Regions from separate parts of the Homo sapiens genome. Here regions 2 and 3 are each linked to region 1. A link is an interaction called in ENCODE POLR2A ChIA-PET data of the cell type or tissue named here. Cell type or tissue: GM12878. All regions are shown on one strand. Each heading gives the region's core, and the rest is flanking DNA. Links, peaks and the distances in the headings are about the cores only. Region 1 overlaps SPG21 (SPG21 abhydrolase domain containing, maspardin). Region 2 overlaps ANKDD1A (ankyrin repeat and death domain containing 1A). Region 3 has its middle 33 kb from the start of ANKDD1A.

Region 1 (2,500 bases), core at 1-2,500:
ACTGGCTGATGATTTTCTTGGTACTTTAAAGCAACTTATGATTTTAACACACTTCTCTAAAATTACCATCTTAGCTTTGAGAAGAGAGACCATTATCACAATGTCAAGGTTGTAAATCAAGTTTAGTGTTAGAATGTCTACATCTGCTGTCTCCTCGGGGTTCAGCTTAGTACGTCTCCAAGGTCACAGTTGAGTCTACTGAGGGCTCTGTGTTCCTGAGGGAGCAGATCTCGAGGGCCACCAAGGAAGAGTTCCATTGAGTTTAGAATCCCCTGTTCCTTGCCAGTCCAGAGAACTCCCTCTAAAACGACAGTTCAGAGTCAGCCCGGGAGTTAGGTCTCACGAATCTCACCTCGTGTTAGCCGTGCTAGGATCAAGGCTTGCTCTTGAGGTAGAGGAAGTGGTACAAAGCAAATATTTGAATCCTTCCTGGTGGAATTTCCTCACTTGGCAATAAGAATCTGCAACAGGGAACTATAATTTCAGTTTCCTGTTATGACATAGCACAGATGCCTGAGCAAAGAGGGGCAGCCTTTTAGTTGAGGATGTTCAGCTAGGCCAAAGCTCACAGATGCCAGGGTTAGAAGGATGGCCCCCTTCATTCTCCTTAGAATGTAGTTATTCGTTCAATCAACAGATAATGCCTGCTGTGTGCCAAGCACTGATCTAAGCTTTGGGGACACAGTGGTAACACAGTCATAGATGAGGAAACAAACTCCAAAAGGATCAAGACTTATCTAAGATCACAGAGCTATGAAAACCAGAAGTCACTAAGCTCACAACAAAAGACTACACATTTTTTCCTAAGGGCAAATGTTTCATTTTGTTGTTAGTTATAGTGCCTTCAAGTTTACATTATAGATCTTTCTGAGGACATTGTGTAACTTTTAATCACGTCCATATGAGTGGCAAATTTGCCTGTATTTTGTATTAAGAACTACATGTAGGCGGGGCACGGTGGCTCATGCCTGTAATCCCAGCACTTTGGGAGGCTGAGGCGGGTGGATCATGAGGTCAGGAGCTCAAGGCCAGCCTGGCCAAGATGGTGAAACCCCGTCTCTACTAAAAATACAAAAAATTAGCCGGGCGCAGTGGCAGGTGCCTGTAATCCCAGCTACTCAGGAGGCTGAGGCAGGAGAATCGCTTGAACTTGGAGGGTGGAGGTTGCAGTGAGCTGAGATCACGCCACTGCACTCCAGCCTGGGTGACAGAGTGAGACTCTGTCTCAAAAAAAAAAAAAAAGGGAACTACATGTGAATTTCTGGTTATGTGCTATTACAGTTAGATTTATGGTGTATTGCGAATTTATCAGGAAGCAGGCTTAACTTAAACTTCTTTCTCTAGGCTGGGTGTGGTAGCTCATACCCGTAATCCCAGCACTTTGGGAGGCAAGATGGGAGGATTGCTTGAGCCTAGGAATTCGAGACCAGTGCAGGCAACACAGGGAGGCCCCCATCTCTACAAAACCAAAAAATTCACCTGACGTGGTGGTGTGTGCCCATTGTCTCAGCTACTTAGGAGGCTGAGGTTGGGATAATCACTTGAGCCTCAGAGGTTAAGGCTGTGGTGAGCTGTGATTGTGCCATTGAACTGCAGCCTGGACAACAGAGCAAGACTGTCTCAAAAATTAAAAAAGTAAAAAAACATCAACTCCTTTCTCTAGCGTGGACTATCCCTATAATCAGACAGGAGCATCTTTATTAAAGGGATTCTTAAGGTAATGTCAAAAGATAACTGATGGTACTGCAGTTGAGAACTAAGACAGGAAGTATGGTGTCAGAAAAGGCTGTCTCACATCTGGTCCTAGCATTGCCATGTGATCTTGGGTAAGTCATTTAAATTTTCTAGACCAGATTCCTTTTCTGGAAGAACTAAGGGTGTTGGAATAATTTCTGTAAGAGCTCTTCTGGTGGCCGGGCATGGTGGCTCACGCCTGTAATCCCAACACTTTAGGAGGCTGAGGTGGGTGGATCACCTGAGGTCAGGAGTTCGAGACCAGCCTGGCCAACATGGTGAACCCCCATCCCTACTAAAAATACAAAAATTAGTTGGGCGTGGTGGCGGGCACCTGTAATCCCAGATACTCGGGAGGCTGAGGCAGGAGAATCACTTGAACTGCAGGAGGTAGAGGATGCAGTGAGCTGAGATCACGCCACTGCACTCCAGCCTGGGCAACAAGACTGAGACTGTCTCAAAAAAAAAAAAAAAAGAGTGCTTCTGATTCTGTGATTGTAGTATTTCACCAAATTGTTTTCTGTAGTTGGACTATATACTGACAAAATAGCCAGTTTCCTTGGCTTTCTTCTTTAAAATATTGTTGGTATAGCTAGATGAGACTCTACATTTAGTTCTGATGTAAACATGAATTCTTGACGTGAAATATCACATGCTTTTATTTCAGGATTAACCTCCATTTCAGCTAATCATGGGAGAGATTAAAGTCTCTCCTGATTATAACTGGTTTAGAGGTACAGTTCCCCTTAAAAAGGTATGTATGGTT
Region 2 (5,780 bases), core at 1,927-4,426, 54 kb after region 1:
AATCAATGACTTTCCCAGGTCTCATGACCAGTAAAAGGAACTCATTATGGTCTCAGTCTTTTCCTCACCTCCTATCACAAACTCAAGAATTCAGACCAAAGCCTGCCCAATTCTATGGCTGGTAAAGACATGCAGATGATAGACTTTTTTTTTTCCCGAGACAGAGTCTCACTCTGTCACCCAAGCTGGAGTACATGGCACAATCTCGGCTCACTGCAACCTCCACCTCCCAGGTTGAAGTAATTCTCCTGCCTCAGCCTCCCGAGTAGCTGGGATTACAGGTGCCTGCCACTACGCCCAGCTAATTTTTGTATTTTTAGTAGAGACGGGGTTTCACCATGTTGGCCAGGCTGGTCTTGAACTCCTGATCTTGTGATCCACCCGTCTCAGCCTCCCAAAGTGCTGGGATTACAGGCGTGAGCCACCGCACCTGGCCAGGAGGTGGTTTTTAAAGAGGAAGACAAATAAGATTTGCCAATACAGAGCAAACTCCACCCAGCATGCACTGCCCAGCACAAGCTGGTCTTGGTGCCTCCAAACAGGATCCTGGCTGGGCTAGAATGGAGGCTTGATCTTGGTGGGCCTCAAAGGGCTCTCTTTCAGTCAGTGCCCAACCTGGCCCAGTGATCACCTTGCACAAGGCACACACCAGGCAGGCCCCACTAGGGTGACCCACCACTGTCTCAGTTTGCCCAGGATTGAGGAGTTCTTGAGATGTGGGACTTTCCATTTTAAAATCAGGACAGTATGGGGCAAACCAGGACTAGCTAGCCACCCTGCTAAAGTCCCAGCTGAGCGAGTACCTGGGGTGTGTGGGACTCAGTCCATCTCCCAGTGGGAAATGCAGTCACCGTGGGCTTGGCACCTCCTCCGAGACCCTGTGGCATGACATTCTGAGAGGGGTGGGAGTGTTGAAATGGAACGTGGCCTCTGCCAGAAACCACAAGCTGAGGTTGGAGCAAAAGGCCTGGCGTGATGAGCAGCTCCAGCCCCCCACCCAATGGCCACCCAGCTGGGTGCAACCTTCCCAGTCTTTTTTTTTTTTTCTTGAGACAGGGTCTCAATCTGTCACCCAGGCTGGAGTACAGTGGTGCAATCATAGCTCACTGCAGCCTCAAACTCCTGGGCTCAAGCAATATTCCAGCTTTGGCCTCCCAAAGTGCTGTGTTACAGGCATGAGCCACCTTGCCCAGCCTACTTTTCTTTTCAAAGCCAGTCAAATTAAGCAGTGGGGAAATAAATATTTTTTAGCATAACATTTTAATTCTCTGTTTTTGAACTGCCTGTGTGTTTTTGCTATTATTATTTATATTGTATTATTTATTATTAATATTTTTGCTATACTATTGACATTTAGAACAAAGCAAGAATTCCAGAACCTGAAGCCATTCAACCAGCCAGAAAGGTTATTTGTCACTGATTCAAAAATAAAAAGCAAACCCAAAACACCAACTCACTACCTAAAGAAAGGCCACAACCCCGCTTTCCAGGTCATAGAGGAGAATTTTTACTGGCAGAACTGATGAGTACAACGGGGAGAGAGAGAAGAGGTTCATCCAGGGTCACACCTCAAGCCCCAGCTCTGTCAGGGGAAAAGCTTCATCAGTGGGTGGGAGCTCTGGAGTCAGGGGAAAAGGCTTTTGAGACTCAGCTTTGCCTCGTACTAGCTTGTGACCCTGAGAAAGTGCCCTCAAAGCTCCAGTTTTCTCATCTGCAAAATGGGTGGAATTTTTCTGGGGTAACAGTTATGAAGGGGCTTTGTGAACGATCAAGAGCTCAACAAATAGAAGACACTAACAGGGCCAGGTGCAATGGCTATCCCGCCTATAATCCCAACACTTTGGAAGGCTGAGGCAGGTGGATCACTTGAGGTCAGGAGTTCAAGACCAGCCTGGCCAACATGGTGAAACCCTGTCTCTACCCAAAAAATACAAAAATGAGCCGGGGGTAGTGGCACACACCTGTAGTCCCAGCCTCTTGGGAGGCTGAGTCAGGAAAACTGCTTGAACCCAGGAGGCGGAGGTTACAGTGAGCCAAGATCGCACCATTGCACTTCAGCCTGGGCGACAGAGTAAGACCCATCTCAAAAAAATTAAAACAAAAAAACACTAACAGGTATTGAGGTGTTGGGCCCTATTATGTCCTGGGCACTGTGTTAGGTATTTAATCCTCACAACAATGTAAAAAAGTAAATGTCACTGCACTTTATAGTTGGGAAACAAGGCTCAGAGAGGTTAAGTAACTTGCTCCAGGTCACAGGGCTCAGCAGTGGAGAAGCCAAGATCAGAACCTTGTCTGCTGCCTCGAAGCCTCTATTCACTCAGGGTTCAGGAATCCCTGTGGCCGTTACTGCCGACATGGCTATGGCTCAGCAGCCAAGAGCCGACCGCAGTCTTGGGAGGGCCTGGCTACCTGGGTGAGGGCATTCACGGTGCTCCCAGCCCTGAGGAGGAGCTGCACACAGTCAGGGTGGGATCCTCCAGCAGCCGAATGCAGGGCAGTCAGACCTTCCTGCAACACACAAGAAGAGCAATGAGGATGGTGGGGAGGCCCACCCCCAAGTGACCCCCAATCCCACGGTGAGAGGATGCCCCTTGTGCCTTGGCCCCAGGACCCCTTGAGCTCTCCACTGCCCTGCCCCTGGGAACAATGAACTTTCTTGTTTGTGATTCCATGAGCCCCACCCCTGAAGTCCTCACTTTATGGAGCACACACATGGCATAGTCACTCCTGGCTCCACATCTCTGCTCATGTTCTGCCCCGGTCAGGCTGTCTCAGCCCCTCCCCTCTATTTCCTTCTCCTCCAGCAAGCCCTCCCTCACCATCCTGTCCACGGTGACGTCTCCCTTCTTTGAACACACACTTTCTGTCTCACTTCTGGGGTGAGGCATCATGCCAAGTACTACCATTAAGCCTGGAGTTCAGTGCTGCTGCTTGTCTTTCCCTGGTGGGCTCTCAGTTCGAGATCATGCCCTCAGCCTTCTGGCTTTAGACTTCACCATGGACTGGTGGGGGTTCCTCGAAGGCAGAGAGCAAGCAAGGGTCATGCATCTCGCCATCCCCAGGCGGTGACTCACCGCATTCTGCTCCTCCAGGTCCAGCCCGATGTCCACAAGTCGCTGCAGCACAGCCATATGGCCCCGACCAGCAGCCAGATGAAGGGCAGTGTTCCCCTCCTGCAGGAAAAAGGGCTCCTGAGAGGCCAGCAGACCAGAGAGTCCCAGAATCACAGACCTGTGATGAGCTGCAGCCATGCACACTGGGTCAGTGCCACCCTGCTCCTGACAACTGGGCCAAAAACTATAACCAGGGGCAGATTCAAGGGCCAAGCCCTGGTCTTTCTTTCCTTATACTTCAAGGCAGGCACATTGCTTAAAAATTAAACAAATCCAATTCTACTTTCCACGTGCCCATCTGAAGCCGGTCCCTCCTCATGTCCCCCAGATCCATCTCCTCTCACGGCTCAAGGCCCCAGCAACTCTCCCCTGCGCTCAGGCTGTTCCAGGCAGCTGCTTGGCTCAGTCACCTGCCTCCCTCAAGTCTTTGTGTGAGACGTTAGTTTCTCATTGAGTAGCATGGCCTGCCCGGGCCACACTGAAACTACAACCCCCACCTCTGTCCTCCTGAGACTATTTTTGGGTCCTGCTTTTCCTTTCCCCACTGCACAGATCACCTGCTAACACACTCTGTCACTGGCTGAGTGCTTAGTATTTATTGTCTGACTTTTTTTTTTTTTTTAATTTTACTTTAAGTTCTGGGATACGTGTGCAGAATGTGCAGGTTTGTTACATCGGTAAACGTGTGCATTGGTGGTTTGCTGCACCCATCAACCCGTCACCTAGGTATTAAGCACTGCATGCATTAGCTATTTGCCCTGATGCTCTCCCTAACTTTGCCCCCCTTCAACAGGCCCTGGTGTGTGTTGTCCCCCTCCCTGTGTCCATGTGGTTCTCATTGTTCAGCTCCCACTTATGAGGGAGACCATGCAGTGTTTGGTTTTCTGTTCCTGTGTTAGTTTGCTGAGGATGATGGTTCCTGGCTTCATCCATGTCCCTGCAAAGGACATGATCTCATTCCTTTTTATGGCTGCATAGTATTCCATGGTGTGTATGTGCCACATTTTCTTTATCCAGTCTATCATTGATGGGCATTTGGGTTGGTTCCATGTGTCTGACCCTTCTTGCTGGAACATAAGCACCACAGGGGCATCTATTTTGTTCTCTGAAGTTTCCTTAAGTGCCTAGAATAGGGCCGGGGGTACATGGCCAACACTCAGTAGATATTTGTTCAATGAGTCAATAATGTAGGAGGGTCTTCAGGTGATCATGTGGAGAGCTTGACATGTGTCCCTGGGACTTGAGGGCCAGAGGACTGGTAGTTGCTTTGCACTTGGAAAGTCTAAAGGTGACAGTGACATAGCCAAGAGAAGCAGCTGCATGGGGCAGGGCAGAGGGCGCAACGTACTTTGTATCAGAAGTGGCCCCTGCTGAGGTCAGCCTGCGTGGGGTTGTCCTTTAAAGGGATCTCCCTGCTGGGCATGGTACCTCACACCTGTAATCCCAGCACTTTGGGAGGCTGAGGTGGGCAGATAGCTTGAGCCCAGGAATTCCAGCCTGGGCAATATAGTAAGACTCCGTCTCTACAAAAGATACAAAAATTAGCCAGATGTGGTGGTGCGTGCCTGTAGTTCCAGATACTGGAAAGACTGAGGCAGGAGGATTGCTTGAGCATGGGAAGTTGAGGCTGCAATGAGCTGTGATTACGCCACTACACTCCAGCCTGGGCAACAGAGTAAGATCTTGTCTCAAAAAAAAATTGAATTCAGCTAAAAATAATAAAATTTTAAAATAATTTTAAAAAGCCCTCAACAGCTTTGTTTTTCTCTCCTTGCCAGCTTCTCTGCAGCCTATAGCCTGCAGGCTGGCTGCTGCGAGCCAGGACAAGCGGTGGGAAATGCAATCACAGCGTGAAATCTCTGTGTTCAGAGACACGCAGGAAGCAGGTGAACCATGAAGGGCCAACACATGCCCCCAGTTAGCAGGGTGTAGAGACCGTGGCAGGGCTTTCTTCTTCCTTCTGGGTTATAAATATCCATGTCCTGCCATTTGAAGCTGCAAGTGGCACACATGGATGCCTGACAGGCGCTCGCACTTTCCTGGGCAGGGCAGGGGGCTCAGAGGCAGGACAGCTGGGCAGAAGGCAGCCTTGGCGTGGGCCCGGGGCCCTCTCCCCTCCACCTTGGGGATGTCCAGCATCTCCACTTCTGTGAGGCCTTGACAGCAACTTTGCCCTTCCAAGTGGAGTTAATAGCTCTCTCTGGACTCTCAAAGCCTCCCTAGCATTCTAGAGTACACGTGGAGTGACCTGTGTTGTCATTGACTCTAAGAGGTCTATCCCCCTTATCAGGCATTGAAAAACTTACCGTGCCCCACTCCCAGATGAAACTGAAAATGAAAACACTCCCATTGTGAAAACACAAAACTTAACAGGGGTATGCAATTTTAAAAGCTTCTTTGCAGAATTTCTGATTGCAAGATTCTGGAGAAGTTCATCAAAGCTGTATTTTATCTTTCACTGTTCTTGGTGCTCATGCTCTCCTGGGGCCCTGAGGTGTGATCATTTTGCCTCTTGGGTTTGCCAGTCCTGGCAGGCACTGCCCTCCCCGCTCTTTGCATGCCTAGTTCCTGGCCCAGTGCCTTGCACAGGGTAGGACCTGCTCAGCCCAAAAGGATGAGTGTGGATGGACTCAGTGCAGAACCCAAGGGGGTCCAACCCAGGAG
Region 3 (5,555 bases), core at 1-2,500, 100 kb after region 1:
AATTGTTTTCTAAAGTAGTTGTGCCAATTTTTACTCCCAAAAACTGAGCAAAAGAGAGCTCATGGTCCATATCCTTTGTCCCCTTTGTACTGTCAAAGTGTTTAACTTTTTTTTTTTTGAGACAGATTTTTGCTCTTCTCACCCAGGCTGGAGTGCAATGGCACGATCTCAGCCTACTGCAACCTCTCCCTCCCGGGTTCAAGCTATTCTCCTGCCTCAGCCTCCTGAGTAGCTGGGATTACAGGTGCACACCACCATGCCCGGCTAATTTTTGTATTTTTAGTAAAGACAGGGTTTCACCATGTTGGCCAGGCTGGTCTCAAACTCCTGACCTCAGGTGACCCACCTGCCTCGGCCTCCCAAAGTGCTGGGATTACAGGCGTGAGCCACTGCACCCATCCCAAAGTGTTTAACTTTTGCCAACCAATGGATGTAAAATGATATTCACTATGGGGCTTATCTGCATTTCTCTGAATGTTAAGGAAGTTAAACATGTCTTCATGTTTATTAGCCAGACATGTTTTCTCTTCAGTGAAATGCCTATTCATATCTTTTGTTAATTTTCCTATTATAATTTTTAGCTTTTTGTTAATTGATTTGTAAAGAGTTTGCTCTGTCACGTAGGCAGGAGTACAGTGGTGAGATCATAGCTCACTGTAGCCTCGAACTCTCAGACTCAAGTGATCCTCCTGCCTTACCTTTTCGAGTAGCTAGGACTGCAGGCTCAAACCACCATGCCTGGGTTTGGGGGCTTTTTTTTTTTTTTTTGACACAGGGACTCGCTCTGTCACCCAGGCTGGAGTACGATGGCACAATCATGGCTGAGTGCAGCCTCGACTTTCCGGGCTCAAGTGATCCTCCCTCAGCCTCCCGAGTAGCTGGAACCACAAGCACGTGCCATCACGCCCAGCTAATTTTTGTATTTCTTGTAGAGATGACGTTTTGCTGTGTTACCCAGGCTGGTCTTGAATTCCTGGCTTCAAATGATCCTCCCACTTTGGCCTCCCAAAGTTCTGGGATTACAGGTATAGGCCACTGTGCCTGGCCTAAAGGTTTTAACTTTAACTTTTTGAGTTATTGATCCATCTAGAGTTGATTTTTTGTGGATAGTGTGAGGTAAAGATTTCTTTTTTCTTTTTCGAACGGGTAACCAAATTTCTAACTCTATTTATTGAATAGTCTAGGGCCACTTTTTAAAAATTTTCTGGAGCCAATCTTAACTGGGTCTTGAGGGGACAGGAGGAGGGTCTAGCTGAAATTTGACTGACACAGAATTCCCTATTAGACTGACCAAGGACTACCTGGGTCACATTCAATGAGTCTAGAGACAAAAGTAGTTCCCACCTGCCTCCGAGCTCAGCACTATTTTTATTTATTTATTTGTTTATTTATTTATTTTTTGAGACGGAGTCTCGCTCTGTTGCCCAGGCTGGAGTGCAGTGGCACGATCTCGGCTCACTGCAAGCTCCGCCTCCCAGGTTCACGCCATTCTCCTGCCTCAGCCTCCCAAGTAGCTGGGACTACAGGTACCCATCACCACGCCCGGCTAATTTTTTGTATTTTTAGTAGAGATGGGGTTTCACCATGTTAGCCAGGATGGTCTTGATCTTCTGACCTCATGATCTGCCTGCCTCGGCCTCCCAAAGTGCTGGGATTACAGGCGTGAGCCACCGCGCCCGGCCTATTTATTTGTTTATTTGAGACGGAGTTTCGCTCTTGTTGCCTAGGCTGGAGTGCAATGGCGCGATCTTGGCTCACTATAACCTCTGCCTCCCGGGTTCAAGTGATTCTCCTGCCTCAGCCTCCCAAGTAGCTGGATTACAGGCATGAGCCACCGCGCCTGGCCTGACTATTTTATTAATAGATGTAACTTATGTGTATGGCAAATAATAATAATTCAGATAGTACTGAAAAGTATCCAATTGTTGGTTGGGCGAAGTCACTCACACCTGTAATCTCTGCACTTTGGGAGGCCAAGGTGGGTAGATCGCTTGAGCTCAAGAGTTTAAGACCAGCCTGGGCAACTTTTATAGAGACTCCATCTCTACAAAAAATACAATAAATTAGATGAATGTGGTGGCATTTGCCTATTGTCCCAGCTACTCAGGAGGCTAAGGTGGGAGGATCGATTGAGCCTGGGAAGTGGAGGCTGCAGTGAGCAGTGATGGTGCACTGCACTCCAGCCTGGGCAACAGATACCTTTTCTCAAAGAAAAAAGAAAAGAAGAAAGAAAAGTATCCAATTAAAAATTAAATTATCCTACCTCCAGAACCACTACCCAGAAGTAACTATGTTAATAGTGAATGATTTTTATATCCATGTAGTGTAGGAAACTAAAAAAAAAAAAAAAAAAAAAAAAAAAGTGAATAATTTTTCACTGCTGTGAATCCTCTCCCTGACTGTAAATAACACACTCATGCTCTATTTTTTTATTTAGCATTTCTAGAGTAACTCTAGTTATTCTCTGCTGGAAAAGTTTGTTTCCTTTCATCTACCCCATCTCTCCTCCCTCCTCACCTTATTCCCAATACTCGGTCTTTTAAAAAATAATGTTAGGCCAGGCACAGTGGCTCACGCCTATAATCCCAGCACTTTGGGAGGCCGAGGGTGGGTGGATCACCTGAGGTCAGGTGGATTACAGACGTGAGCCACCGCGCCTGGCCTGACTATTTTATTAATAGATTTAACTTATGTGTATGGCAAATAATAATAATTCAAATAGTACTGAAAAGTATCCAATTGTTGGTTGGGCGAAGTTACTCACACCTGTAATCTCTGCACTTTGGGAGGCCAAGGTGTGTAGATCGCTGGTTCAAGACCAGCCTGGTCAACATGGCGAAACCCAGTCTCTACTAAAAACACAAAAATTAGCCGGGCGTGGTGACACGCACCTGTAATCCCAGCTACTTGGGAGCCTGAGGCAGGAGACTCGCTTGAACCCGGGAGGCGGAGGTTGCAGTGAGCCGAGACTGCGCCACTGCACTCCAGCCTGGGCAACAGAGTGAGACTCTGTCTCAAAAATAATGATAATAATAATGTTAAATGTTCTGCCAAATCCTGAAGCTGCTGCCACAGCTGTATTTCAGGAAGCCCAGCCTGTGAGGATGCCGTCCCCCCTCCGCAGGAAGACGTCAGACAGGACACTTTCCATCACCCTGCTTCCTGATTCCAGGCATCGATGCTGAGCTGGACAGAAGGAAAACAGCCTTTTGGTGTCTGAGACAACAGCACAAATGACAGGACTGGCCTTCTTTCCTGAATGGGAAGAGGGTGGGGAGAAGAATGCTGCAGTGACCCGAGCTTGTTGATGCCCTGCCACAGGCACCCCAGGTGGCCTTGGGCAAGTCCCTTCTCTTGCCTCTCCACCTGTAAAGTGTAGGTTACTGGGGTCCCTTCACCTTAGACTTTCTTTGGTCAGAGCTACAGAAAGAGGTGGCTGTAGGGAGGACTTTCTGAAAAAGAGTAAAAAGGCTCTCCTTGCTCAGGAGGCTGAGGTAGGAGAATCGCTTGAACCTGGGAGGCCGAGGTTGCAGTGAGCCAAGATCGCAACGTTGTGCTCCAGCCTGGGCAACAAGAGCAAAACTCCATCTCAAAAAAAAAAAAAAGAAAGAAAGAAAGAAAGGAAAAGGCTCTTCTGAGAGACAGAGTGATGATACAATGATAGTAACAGCCACTGCTTCCTGAGGGCCTCCCGTGGGTACTGGGTGGGCATCGTCCAGGTGCCACGCATGCGTGATCCTATTTAATCTCCAAGCTCTCAGGTGGGCACAATTCTCCTCGTTTAACTGATGAGGTAACTGAAGAGCAGAAGTTAGGCGACTTGTCAAAGCTCACAGAGCTGAAAGGTCTGTGCCACATATCTGGTCCCATCTGCCACCTAGTCTTGTTGAATATCTTGTATATTTCAAAATGCTGAAAAACTCCGGGGTCCCTCTGGCCCTCCAGAAACAAATTGGAAGATACTTCCTGAGTTCATGGAACCCTGCCTCCCAGATCCACTGTAGAGACTGACCTTGGCCCAAGCCTGAGGGGTGATTTTGAGACAAATTCCTCTCAAGGGGAACCTTTTCACAGAGAAAAGAAGAGGGCTGTTTAGTCTGAGGAGACTTTTGCTCACCCATAGCAGGCACCCCAAATGTTCAGAATGACTTGGGATCTATTCTTCTCCCCTGGCCTTCCCCAGAGACAGAGCTGTTTGCACTCTCCTCATCCCACTGACCAGCACACTCTCACCCACACCACACCCTGGGCACTCTGGGGACCCACAGGCCTCAGCCTCAGCATGGCCTGGCGCTGGCCACAGCTGGGGCAGGGCTGCTTCCCTTCAGACCCAAGGCCACAGGCTGGAAGGAAATGGAGGTGGGAGGGGCCCAGAAAAGCTGACTAGGCTGGAAGGCTGGTTGGGAGGGAGGAAGCACAGAAAGGCCAGCCCAGCAATTTGGGCAAAGCTGGCAAGGCTGCCTTGGCATCTCTGCGGATTCAAGGCCACAAGGGCCTCACCTTGGCCACCCAGCCCCGGCTTGTGGCCAGGAGGCTGAGGAGAAGTCCTGATTGGGTCACACTCTGAGGGACTGAATCAGAACTTGGCCCTGGCTACCAAGACTATTGGACTCTTTCCCCTACCTGCAGCTCAGGGGTGTGGCTAGTGGGCAAAGAAATGCATATATATATGTTTGTTTGTTTTGAGACAGAGTCTCGCTTTGTTGCCCAGGCTGGAATGCGTTGGCATGATCATAGCCCACTGTAACCTGGGACTTATGGGCTCAAGGGATCCTCTCACTTCAGTGTCCTGAGAAGCTAGAACTACAGGTGCATGCCACTGCACCTGGCTAATTATTTTGTAATATTTTGTAGTGACAGGGTCTTGCTACATTGCCCAGGCTGGTCTCAAACTCCTGGCCTCAGGTGCTCCTCCTGCCTCGGCCTCCTGAAGTGCTGGGATTACAGGCATGAGCCACGGAGCTCAGCCCGCCTCTATCTTAAGCCTCTTCCTTGAGGCTCCAACCTGGGTCTCTGCTTCAGAATTCAACATCAAGAAATGAATAAAACAAGGGCCCAGCCTGAGCAAAATAGTGAGACCCTATTCCTACAAAAAATAAAAATAGTTTTTAAAACAGAAATGAATAAAACAAAAAGACACAAACAAAACAAAGCCTCTTTGAGGACAAGAGCCCCACTAAGCTGGGACAAATCTGATAAAACCCCAGAGCCTAGGTCTGGGCTGCTGCTGAACTCTCCTGACATTATGGTCTGCCAGGGACAGGTGTCTTTGCACATCTACGGTGACTAGTCCACTCACTCTACACCCCGTCCTGGTTGTGGCAAAGAGACTATACGTTGTCCACCTAGGTCAGGGTTTCTCAACCTCAGCACTACTGATATTTTGGATGAGGAGCCCCCAAGATGTTGTCGGGGAGGCTGTCTTGTGCATTGTAGGGTGTTCAACAGCATCTCTGGCCTCCACCCACTAAATGCCAGTAGCAATGTCCCCATTTGTGACAAAAATATCTCCAGACATTGACAAATGTCCTCTGAAGGCAACATCATCCCCATTT

Evidence for each region. Peaks named below come from ENCODE experiments on the same cell type or tissue, not always from the same donor. Only the 100,000 strongest peaks of a DNase experiment are listed, where the experiment ranks them.
Region 2: POLR2A ChIA-PET joins it to region 1 with 5 read pairs; 7 of 35 experiments call an interaction of 5 or more read pairs at or near these places.
Region 3: POLR2A ChIA-PET joins it to region 1 with 6 read pairs; 11 of 35 experiments call an interaction of 5 or more read pairs at or near these places.

The regions. Positions count from the first base shown.
Region 1 is chr15:64,983,495-64,985,994 of GRCh38, reverse strand. It overlaps SPG21 (SPG21 abhydrolase domain containing, maspardin), which reads left to right. Exons shown (of 9, transcript NM_016630.7): 2 at 2,402-2,488. The coding sequence starts at 2,426. Among named protein-coding and RNA genes, the nearest start is that of SPG21, 5.2 kb to the left of the region's middle. In GM12878, for the core only: no CTCF peak of the experiment used is centred there; no DNase peak of the experiment used is centred there; H3K4me3 peaks cover 927 bases; H3K27ac peaks cover 776 bases.
Region 2 is chr15:64,928,218-64,933,997 of GRCh38, reverse strand. It overlaps ANKDD1A (ankyrin repeat and death domain containing 1A), which reads right to left. Exons shown (of 15, transcript NM_182703.6): 7 at 3,078-3,176; 8 at 2,413-2,511. Among named protein-coding and RNA genes, the nearest start is that of ANKDD1A, 19 kb to the right of the region's middle. RefSeq lists enhancers at 1,968-2,845, 3,085-3,184 and a silencer at 2,933-3,227. In GM12878, for the core only: no CTCF peak of the experiment used is centred there; DNase peaks (open chromatin) are centred at 2,867 and 3,577; H3K4me3 peaks cover 816 bases; H3K27ac peaks cover 1,576 bases.
Region 3 is chr15:64,876,493-64,882,047 of GRCh38, reverse strand. No RefSeq gene overlaps it. Among named protein-coding and RNA genes, the nearest start is that of ANKDD1A, 33 kb to the left of the region's middle. In GM12878, for the core only: no CTCF peak of the experiment used is centred there; no DNase peak of the experiment used is centred there.